Linked DNA regions of Homo sapiens: region 1 is linked to region 2. Evidence: read pairs that join two places in POLR2A ChIA-PET (ENCODE). Cell type or tissue: HepG2. All regions are shown on one strand.

What was found. ChIA-PET counts read pairs that join two places held together with the same protein. Peaks named below come from ENCODE experiments on the same cell type or tissue, not always from the same donor. Only the 100,000 strongest peaks of a DNase experiment are listed, where the experiment ranks them.
Region 1: POLR2A ChIA-PET joins it to region 2 with 5 read pairs; 3 of 35 experiments call an interaction of 5 or more read pairs at or near these places.

The regions. Positions count from the first base shown.
Region 1 is chr14:20,618,604-20,623,603 of GRCh38, forward strand. No RefSeq gene overlaps it. Among named protein-coding and RNA genes, the nearest start is that of TRL-TAG2-1, 4.3 kb to the right of the region's middle. RefSeq lists an enhancer at 4,675-4,814. In HepG2, no CTCF peak of the experiment used is centred here; a DNase peak (open chromatin) is centred at 2,658.
Region 2 is chr14:20,994,832-20,999,831 of GRCh38, forward strand. It overlaps METTL17 (methyltransferase like 17), which reads left to right. Exons shown (of 14, transcript NM_022734.3): 9 at 1-70; 10 at 334-402; 11 at 1,070-1,120; 12 at 1,378-1,461; 13 at 1,696-1,880; 14 at 1,954-2,204. The coding sequence ends at 2,059. It overlaps SLC39A2 (solute carrier family 39 member 2), which reads left to right and starts at 4,462. Exons shown (of 4, transcript NM_014579.4): 1 at 4,462-4,730; 2 at 4,911-5,000. The coding sequence starts at 4,616. It overlaps LOC101929718 (a long non-coding RNA gene), which reads right to left and starts at 4,332. Exons shown (of 4, transcript NR_110139.1): 1 at 3,943-4,332; 2 at 2,849-2,983; 3 at 2,001-2,379; 4 at 1,006-1,499. RefSeq lists enhancers at 1,298-2,497, 4,521-5,000. In HepG2, no CTCF peak of the experiment used is centred here; no DNase peak of the experiment used is centred here.

The sequences.
Region 1 (5,000 bases), 380 kb before region 2:
TAGACTGTTTATCTCAGACATCAAGGAACGTGAGTTTGCAAAGCTTTAGCCACACACACACACACACACACACACACACACGTACTTGCCTCGATTTGTACTTTCTCAAAGTTTTCTTCAGATTTCCACAGACATCTTACCTTCTGGAAACTGAGGCTACACTCACTCTGGTGATTATCAGTTACCACTTGTATTGCCATCTAACTGTAGTGTGTGTCTCTGTGTGTTTGTTCATTCTTCTAGGTTTGTATTGTATATATTGTAAAAGGTGGAGAAGATATTTTCTTTTATTCAAATTCAAGTTCCCAATGAGCAAGGATAATATTCTTGTTTGTCTTCTGCTCCTCCCCAAACCTGATCAAATGATAAGCACAGATTTATTTGGTGGATGTGAAGTGGGCAAGATTCTATTTCCGAGACCCAAAAGGCTTCCTGGCACATGCACCCCACTGGCTTGCCTCAAATGTTTAAACCCATTATAAACACTCCTGTGTGTTCACTGAGAAGCTGACTGTGTTTTGAGCACTTGGTACACTATGGAATTAAAGTCAGGGACTAGGAAAAGCAGTAGAGGGAAATCAAAGAAGAAATTAAATTGTACATCAGACACGATCTTTTTAAACCCAAAGCACCAAGACTATTACAATATTTATGGGGACTGAGTAGGTGAAGGAGGACAATGATACCAGAAGGATGGACAGAAACAAAGAATAAAAAATGCCTCATATCCTTCCCCTTTCCATTCCTGTTGATCATACCATAGTTCAAAGATTGCATTTCTTTTCACCTGAAGCTTGCAGAGGTGATTGATTTCACTGGATTACTCCATGAAATCCCTCTGGTCCCATCTCTCCAATGAAGTTCAGTGAAAAGTGTAAAGACAAATACAAACTAGAAATAAGGGGCTTAAATCTCCCTGCTGAGTATAAGGAAATTTCCCTTCCCTCTTTTTACTTTGAGCATTTACTTTTGAAAACTTTTTTTTTTTTTTGAGACAGTCTTGCTCTGTCGCCCAGGCTGGAGTGCGGTGGTGTGATCTCAGCTCACTGCAACCTCTGCCTCGCGGGTTCAAGCGATTCTCCTGCCTCAGCCTCCCAAGTAGCTGGGATTACAGGTGTGTGCCACCACGCCTGGCTAAATTTTTTTGTATTTTTAGTAGAGACAGGTTTCACCATGTTGGTCAGGCTGGTCTCGAACTCCTGACCTCATGATTCGCCCTCCTCAGCCTCCCAAAGCGCTGGGATTACAGGCGTGAGCCACTGCATAGAAAACTTCTAAGTACAATCACAGTACTTTGCTTTACTGTGATGGTCAATGTGATAACCATATGAAACCATATCAGAGCTAAGTAAGTCGGGTTCAATAAATGCTGAAAGCATTGACTATCTGATGGAGTCATCAAAAATATTATTTAATTTAAATATAGTATTTAATTTTGAGCAAGATTTTACAGCACATAGAGGGGTCCTCAGGCCAATAGGGGGATGGCTTTTTTTTTTTTTTTTTTTTTTGAGACAGAGTTTCACTCTTATTGTCCAAGCTGGAGTGCAATGGCACGATCTCAGCTCACCACAACCTCCGCCTCCCAGGTTCAAGCAATGCTCCTGCCTCAGCCTCCCAAGTAGCTGAGATTACAGGCGCACAACACCACGCCCGGCTAATTTTTGTATGTTTAGTAGAGACGGGGTTTCACCATGTTGGTTAGGCTGGTCTTGAACTCCTGACCTCGTGATCCGCCCGCCTAGGCCTCCCAAAGTGCTGGGATTACAGGCATGAGCCACCATGCCCAGACTGGGGCATGGCTCTCTATTGGAGCTAGGAACAGAGCTTTACATTGCAATGTAGTGCGTGTCTTCTGCTGCAGACTGATCCAGAAAGATTCTGGTGGGAATTTTCAGATGCTCTAAATGAACATAGAACATCTGATACAGAAGTTGGTACATAGAGTATTTCTCAAAATTTAATGCATACTCTAACTTTTGGGGAGTTTGTTAAGATTCTGATTCAGTAGGCCTGAGATTCTGCATTTCTAATCTGCTACCAAAAGATGCTGATGCTGCTGGTCCCCAATCACACTTTGCATATTAAGGCCTTAAAGTAAATCTCTTGCTTATCTATAAATTTTCATCATCTGAACTATTAACAAGGTATGGATAGCAAGAAATTCAAGGTTAAACTCTCCGACAATATTACAGAATGCTAGAGCCTAGAATATCAGCATTCTGTGCTGAAGACTGAAGGAATAGACATGTGCCAGCCAGACGAACACATTGCATGTATTTGTATCAGGCATCTTTCCAAAAGGGTGGTTATCTATTTGCTTTAGATATTGGGCAATCAAGTATGCAGCAAATTTGGCATTCTACTAGGAAAGCCAAGACACCTGGCTTATGGGTCTCAGGGCACTTACTGTTTGAGCTGTGCAATCCAACATGTGATCCACTTCTTGAAAGGAACAGGCCAAGTTTCCTCCCTCCCTACTGAAGGATCCTGTGAGCACAAGGTGGGAAATAGGTACTCCAGCAACACTGAATAGGAAATTGAATAGGAGAAGCTATGCCCACTTGTTAGCAAAGGAACTTCAGCCAGGAACAGGAGAGTGTGGTACTTTCTTGATAAGAAAGTGCTCTGACGCCTGTCAGTTTGAGGAATTTGAACCTGCAGCATTCCAGGATCAAAGAGGGCTCTGCTGTGATGATAGGTTCTTTCCTGTTGACTGCTTCCTTTTATTGCCTGATCTGGCACTAAAACAGATCAAAATGAGCTCAGGCCACTTCCATCACTTGAGAATCTTCATATTTAAAAAAAAAAAGTCAACACATAGAGAAACTATGGGTTATTTAAATGAGTATTATGATTTTTTTTGTTTATTTGTTTTTGTTTTTGTTTTTAAATGGAATCTCTGTTGCCCAGGCTGGAGTGCAGTGGTGCGATCTCGGCTCACTGCAACCTCCATCTCCTGGGTTCAAGCGATTCTCCTGCCTCAGCCTCCTGAGTAGCTGGGATTACAGGCACATGCCACCATGCCCGGCTAATTTTTGTATTTTTAGTAGAGACGGGGTTTTGACATGTTGTCCAGGCTGGTCTCGAATTCCTGACCTCAAGCAATGTGCCTGCTTCAGTCTCCCAAAATGCCGAGATTACAGGCGTGAGCCACCACACCTGGCCAAATGAGTATTGTCTTCGTTCGTTTTGTGTTGCTGTAATAGAATACATGAGGCTGAGTAATTTAGAAAGAAAGAGGTTTATTTAGCTCACAGTTCTGCAGCCTGGGAAGTAGGAGAAGCATGTTACCAGCATCAGCCAGGCTTCTGGGGAGGGCCACTACACTAGGTCAAAACAAGGCAGAGAAGGTCAAAGGGGAAGCAGACACATACAAAGAGAAAAAAAGAAAAAAAAAAGTGAGGGCCTCTTGGCTGTATAACAACCCACTCTCCCAGGGAACTAATCCATTCCCAAAGGAAGTAATCCAATCTCACCAGAGCCAGAACTCACACACTACAGAGAGAAGGGCACCAAGACATTCATAAGGAATTTACTACTGTGATCCAAACACCTCCCACTAGGCCCCATCTCCCAACACTGACACATTGGAAATCAAATTTCGACATGAGTTCTAGTGGGGACAAATTAACCATATTCAAACCATAGCAGGTATGTTTATCAGACTAGCACTGAAACACAGAGACATAAATGTGACTGTAAAATCTCATCTGGAGAGCTCATCAAAAGTTTCAATATGAGACCCATTCATGTGCCCTAAGTCTCTTATTGGCTCAATTCTAGGTATAATAGCTCAACAGATATTTTAAATATTTGTTATCTCCCCTCCCATTCACCCTGCACAGCTCTTTCAAGTCGTAAAGAGCCCCAGGATCTTTCTTTTTTTCTTTCAAGCTGATGCTTCCCCGGCCTGCACACTGAGATGGTGGCACAGGATTCCTAGGATTCTCTCCAGCTTAAGAAGAACATTAGTCTTTCCACTTCTGACCCTGGCAAAGACTTGCGTGTACTGATGGAGGCAGTAAGCTCACACTCCTTTTCCCCTAAGGCTTCCTCCAAAGCTTGAAAACACAACGTGAAATTTCTTAGTAGTCATACATTCAGCCAAAGGGGCTGGCGACGGGTATTTTAATCTCTCCGTCTTAAGTGATGCGTAGGAGGCCATATCTTTGACCATCCTGCTGGATTCAAAACCTACGAGATGCTGCCTGCTGGCCTTGGGTGCTGACTTCCTCCTTCTAGGGAGAAAGAGACCTGGTCAGGGCCAACGGTGGGTACCCAGTGAGCTTAGATTGCCGGTGAGCTGGAGGTTGGTGAGGAGGGTGCTGGCGCCAGAGGGTGACGAGGCGTGAAGAGGGGGATGTAACACGGGGTGAGTTTGGGAGGCACCGCGGGGAGCCCGGACTAGAGTTGCGGGGGGGCGCGGGAGGAGAGCCTGCCTCCGACCTCCGAACGTCCCTGCCCTTTCCTATGCCGCCCCCGCTTCCCTGCCTGGGTTCTACGTTTATGCGGTGCTCCCTGAGCCCTATTTTAAAGCTGCTTTTTAAGAACTTCCTTTCTGCTCGCCTCCCCCAACTCCTGGCAGCGGTGACCGTGAACTCGCAGGACCTTCGCCCCCGCGGAGACCCAGGGAAGAACGCTTTTTTCCTCTCTATTCGCCCTCAACCTGACCCGCTGGGCCACCAGGGCTTGGGGAGAGACCTCAGAGGCCTAGAGCCAGGAGAGGCGAGAAAGGGTTGTGGTTTTTTTGAGTGATTGAGATGGGGGACAGAGAGAGCACTTAAAATTAGGCAACTTTAATTAGGCTCCCAGGAGAATTTCTGGATCCACAGACCAAGAAAACAGCCAAGTGGGAACAGCAGCAAAGAATATAAATAATACATAATCCAGGGCTTTGCGCCGAGTGGGGTTGTTCGCAGGTCAGTGATTCCCACTTTGGGTGCGGGAGACCCCAAGTATCACCTCTGAAACCGTTTTCTAGCTTTCCCTCTGCTCCT
Region 2 (5,000 bases):
TGAACTGCCCAGCAAGGCTGACCGCACTGAGGTAGTTCAAACCTTATGGCGTAAGACAGGTCATTTCCTGGTGAGTTAAAATTCCTTGTTCTCCTTAAGTCTTGAAGCAGCTTCATGGATTTCATGCCTTTGCTCCTCTCATTGTCTTTATTCTTCACCATTTTTCTCCTTCATGGGTTTCTTTATCCCTCTTTGAGGGTCTCCATCCTGATTATGTAATGCCTATTTCTTTTTAGGACTCCTTCTCCCTCTATGATTGCTCTTACACAGCTACTGACATTTATACTTTCGTGTAATTCAAGTCTTCTGCATATTTTCCCCTTTTGTGAACAGGTACTGGTGGAGAATGGAACAAAAGCTGGGCACAGCCTTCTCATGGATGCCAGGGATCTGGTCCTTAAGGTAAGGCTTCTTCTTCCCTCACTCCCCCACCCATATGGCACCAATTACTGTTACTCTCTTGAAAACGAAAGAGACTGTCATGTATTGACAAGGGTGGCTCTCAGGAAACTGGGCGTATGAAGTCATTATGATACAGAGCAGTGGTTGGCAAATGAGAGCCTGTGGATCAAATCCGACCTGCCACCTGTTTTTATATAAGCCATGCTTATTTGTGCCTCTGTTGTCTGTGACTGCTTTCACACTACAAACAGCAGAGTTGAGTAGTTGGGACAGAGATAGATTTTGCCTACTCTCTGGCCCTTTAAAAGAAACTTTGCGGACTCCTAATCTAGGGCATTGCTGAGCTAAGAACCTTGTCACTGGGGGAGAGTATGAGCCAGTGTATAATCATAAATTTAATTGTCCTGGAGTGGGATTTTTTTGAGAGTGGAGGTTGCTGACAAGGGAGAGCACCGTACTATGTGCCAAGTTCTTGCCTTTCTCCTGCAGCAAAGAGAAAGTTCTTTGTTTGGAGTATTAAAGATGCAGCCAGCTTAATTCAAAGGACATAGTCAATCGTTATTAGAATTGAGTGTTAAAGGAGTCCTCAGTTTACTGAGTGCAGAGATTGAATTATGAAAATAGACCCTTGGCCCAGCTTTATTTCTTTTATTTCCTTTGATTTCAGGGAAAAGAGAAGTCACCTTTGGACCCTCGACCTGGTTTTGTCTTTGCCCCGGTGAGTATTACTTCTGCCTGTCCCACCACACGGATCTGAACTTAGGCGTGGCCGGGAAATGTAAGATGGTAAAGCTAAGCCACTCTCCACTACTTTGTGTTCCTATCCAGTTCCTACCTAATGATTCCCCTGGCTCTTCCTACCCACTGCTCCTGTCCTCCCTTCTCCCTGGCCCCTTTTGACTCTATTATTCTCAGTTTTTAAGTTTTGTGATTGATGGCTCTTTTGTCTTACCTCATTTTTTTATGTGTTCACAGTGTCCCCATGAACTCCCTTGTCCCCAGTTGACCAACCTGGCCTGTAGCTTCTCACAGGCGTACCATCCCATCCCCTTCAGCTGGGTAGGTACCTGGGGATATTGCAGCAGGAAGCAAACATCCTGGAAAAACAGGAAGAAAAAGAATCAGAGTTAGGAGGAGTTGGATAATTTGTAGAATAGCCTGGAGACTTTAGGGCCTACATGTATATGATTTATACATTGTAAAAAAGGACTGCAGGAATGGGGAAGAAGGGACTGTACAAACTTTTTTCCCATATCTTTTTCTTCTAAACAGTCTCTATGTTCCTTATCTTAGAACAAGAAACCAAAGGAAGAAAAGTTCTCTATGGTGATCCTTGCTCGGGGGTCTCCAGAGGAGGCTCATCGCTGGCCCCGTATCACTCAGCCTGTCCTTAAACGGCCTCGCCATGTGCATTGTCACTTGTGCTGTCCAGATGGGCACATGCAGCATGCTGTGCTCACAGCCCGCCGGCACGGCAGGTATGGGGGGTGTGACCAAAATCAGTGGGATGTGGCAGGAAGCTGCAGCCCACGCCAGCATCTGTTTCCACAGGGATTTGTATCGTTGTGCCCGTGTCAGCTCCTGGGGAGATCTTTTACCTGTGCTTACTCCGTCTGCGTTTCCTCCATCTACGGCTCAGGATCCCTCTGAGAGTTGATGAGGATGTGTAACAAGTATTTTCTTCTATCGTGCCTGCCAGGGCTGAAGCTGCCTGGTATCCAGGAGGGGAATGCTGGTATCCCCATATGTCTGTGTTTGTTTGAGATTTTTAATAATAAATAATAAATTTTTGAAGAATGGAAGTGGATTTTGTGATTCTTAAAAAGTGTAGAAGCTGGGCACGGTGGCATGTGTCTGCATTTCCAGCCACTCAGGAAGCTGAGGCAAGAGGATCACTTGAGCCCAGGTGTTAAGGCTACAGTGAACTTTGATTGTAACACTGCACTTCAGCATAGGTAACAGAGCAAGACGTCCTCCCTTAAAAAAAAAAAAAAAAAAAAAACATGTAAAAGGTATAGTTAATTATCCTGGCCTATCCTGTAATGAAGAGCTTCCTCAGATTTTTGGTGCCAGGCTTCCCACACAAATCTCAAGCTCGCCCTCTCCTATTGTGGCAGTTCAGAGCTCCATAAGCTCTTCGCTGTAATGATGAATGTGTAAGCTGATCATTAAAGCAGAAGTAGAAAAACCAGATTTCCATAAGCCCTTTGCTATAATGATGAATGTACAAGTTAAACATTAAAGCAGAAGCAAGAAAAATGGATAAGGAATCGGGGGAAACTGGTGCCTGAGTACGAAAGCCAGAATACAAAAAAAGCAAGCCCTTTAAAGCCCCACCTATACTTTCTCTACCTCAGATCTAGCTGAGTGATAAAAGCATTCCTGCACATACAACCCATCCCAGGACCAACTTAAGATTAAGAAACTTCTGTCTGCAAGTACTCACTCACTATGGTGGGATCAGCTGCAAAGCGAACTGTCCCATGCTCATGTTGATGGTTTTCTAGATACTGCCAACATGTTAGCTCTTTCTGGTGCCGATGAATTTCAAACGCGAACAGACACCCTTGATGTGGGTTTGCTAAGAAAATAGAAGAACAGGAAGAAAAGTTGCCAGGTTCAGACATCCCAGGGAAAAAGAAGCGTAAACAGCATTAGCAATCAGTGACTGATGATAATGCTGCAATAATGGGAATGGTTTTATTTCTAAATCAAATCGTTTATTGCTTTGTTTCTAAAAAACAAAAAAAAAACTTCTACCTGCAGACCCCTAGTTTAGATTAATTAGGAAACATTCCCGCAGGTAGTCATAGAGCTTGAATTGTATATAAAAGCTAAAGAAAAGCTTGTAACTTTGAGTTGGTCTGGTGTGCTACTCCGACCTCCCTGTAATCAGTTGCAGAAATAAACTCCCGTCTTTCCCAGTCTGTCTGTCTGCATCTCATTACCGGACCACAAGAACAAGCAGCAGGACCAGTAACACTGTAAGAATCATCCAGTAACACTGTAAGAATACTGCTTCTACCAGAGGCCAGGACTTCCCTAGGAAAATAATCTGGAGTAGCAAGGAAAGCTGCCTCCAGAGCTCTGAGAACTGGCTCAACAGGTCTCAGGGTTGTTATGTGGGCCACCTGAATAGGGGAATCAGCAGCTGCCTGGCCTCTTGTACTAACGCCTTCCCTTCTGTCTTTCCCAGGGTCCCTCAGCTACCCTAGAGTATGTATGGGAAATGCCCCAGACATTTCCATCAAGAGTGATTCCCATCAGAACTGAATCTTCTACCCCCACCTCTCTATATCCAGGTAGAATCCTCCCATTCACTCAGTTCATTTCTGTTTTCCCCTAAGCCTTGCTGTTTCAGGGCTAGAGCAGCTTCCTTTGTCTTAAACCTTAAATGTCTTTTTTTCCACAGTTCTTACCAGGAAACAGGCACAGTTAGAAGTTGTAACAGTATAAATGTTGTAATACCAGACATCTCAACTCATTCCTCTCAAAACTGATCCCAATCAAAAGAGAAAGAAAAAAAACAAATCAACTTACCACTAGACATTTCCATGCCTGGAGCTATTTTTCTGGGGTTACAGGAAAGGGTAGTTCCCTCATGTGGGTACTAGTTCCCACAGAGTAGCACCAGCACCACCTCTCAGCCCCACCTCTTTACCTCCAGGTGGCCCCAAATCTCTGAAAGCGGGTGGTTCAAGTATCAGCATTGCAACCTATAAGACTTGGGATGAGGTGGAGAGGGTATGGAAGGCTTAGATCAAACGTCCTGAGTGAGACAGGACCAGATTGTCCCCAGTACAAAATAGCTGGGAAGCAGCTACCATAGACTTTCCTATTTTGGATTAGACCAACCCCAAGCACATGAACTAAGACTATCCGTAGCTCTTGGATTAGTCATGCCATTGAAGAGGAGGAGAAGACGCCACTGGGCTGTGCCTGGCAGGGAGTCTGGAGTTTCTGGTTTCCAAGCTCAGGAAGGCGTGAACCAGGGGAGGGGCCTCCATGCAGGGGGAGGGCTAGAAGCTGGGGCAGGATCTGTCAGCTCTGCAATGCTGCAGAAGCAGAAGCAACACAGAAAGAAGATACCAACAGCCTCCTGAAACTCACGAGAGTGGACACTCCAGTGTTGACCACCTAAGATACCACTCCTGCTCCAAAGATTACAGCTCCCTTGTCATTCTGACTCCTGGGCTTACCCTACACCCCAGAGATGGAGCAACTACTAGGAATAAAACTTGGCTGCCTGTTTGCCCTGTTGGCTCTCACTCTGGGCTGTGGCCTTACTCCCATCTGCTTCAAATGGTTCCAGATTGATGCAGCCAGAGGTATAGCCCTACCCCATCTTTGTTCCATAGCCTGAGTCTCACCTCAACCCTGTCCTGATACCTTGCTCTGATTCTCTCACCATCCCCAACCTTGGGATATTGAGTGCTGCCTGCTGCTCTTTACTCACCTTTGTCTGTCTCCTCAGTGTCAAGTGGGTTGTAACTTCTGCTTTTTATTAGGTCATCACCGGCTAGTCCTCAGACTCCTGGGCTGTATTTCTGCTGGTGTTTTCCTGGGAGCAGGGTTCATGCATATGACTGCTGAAGCCC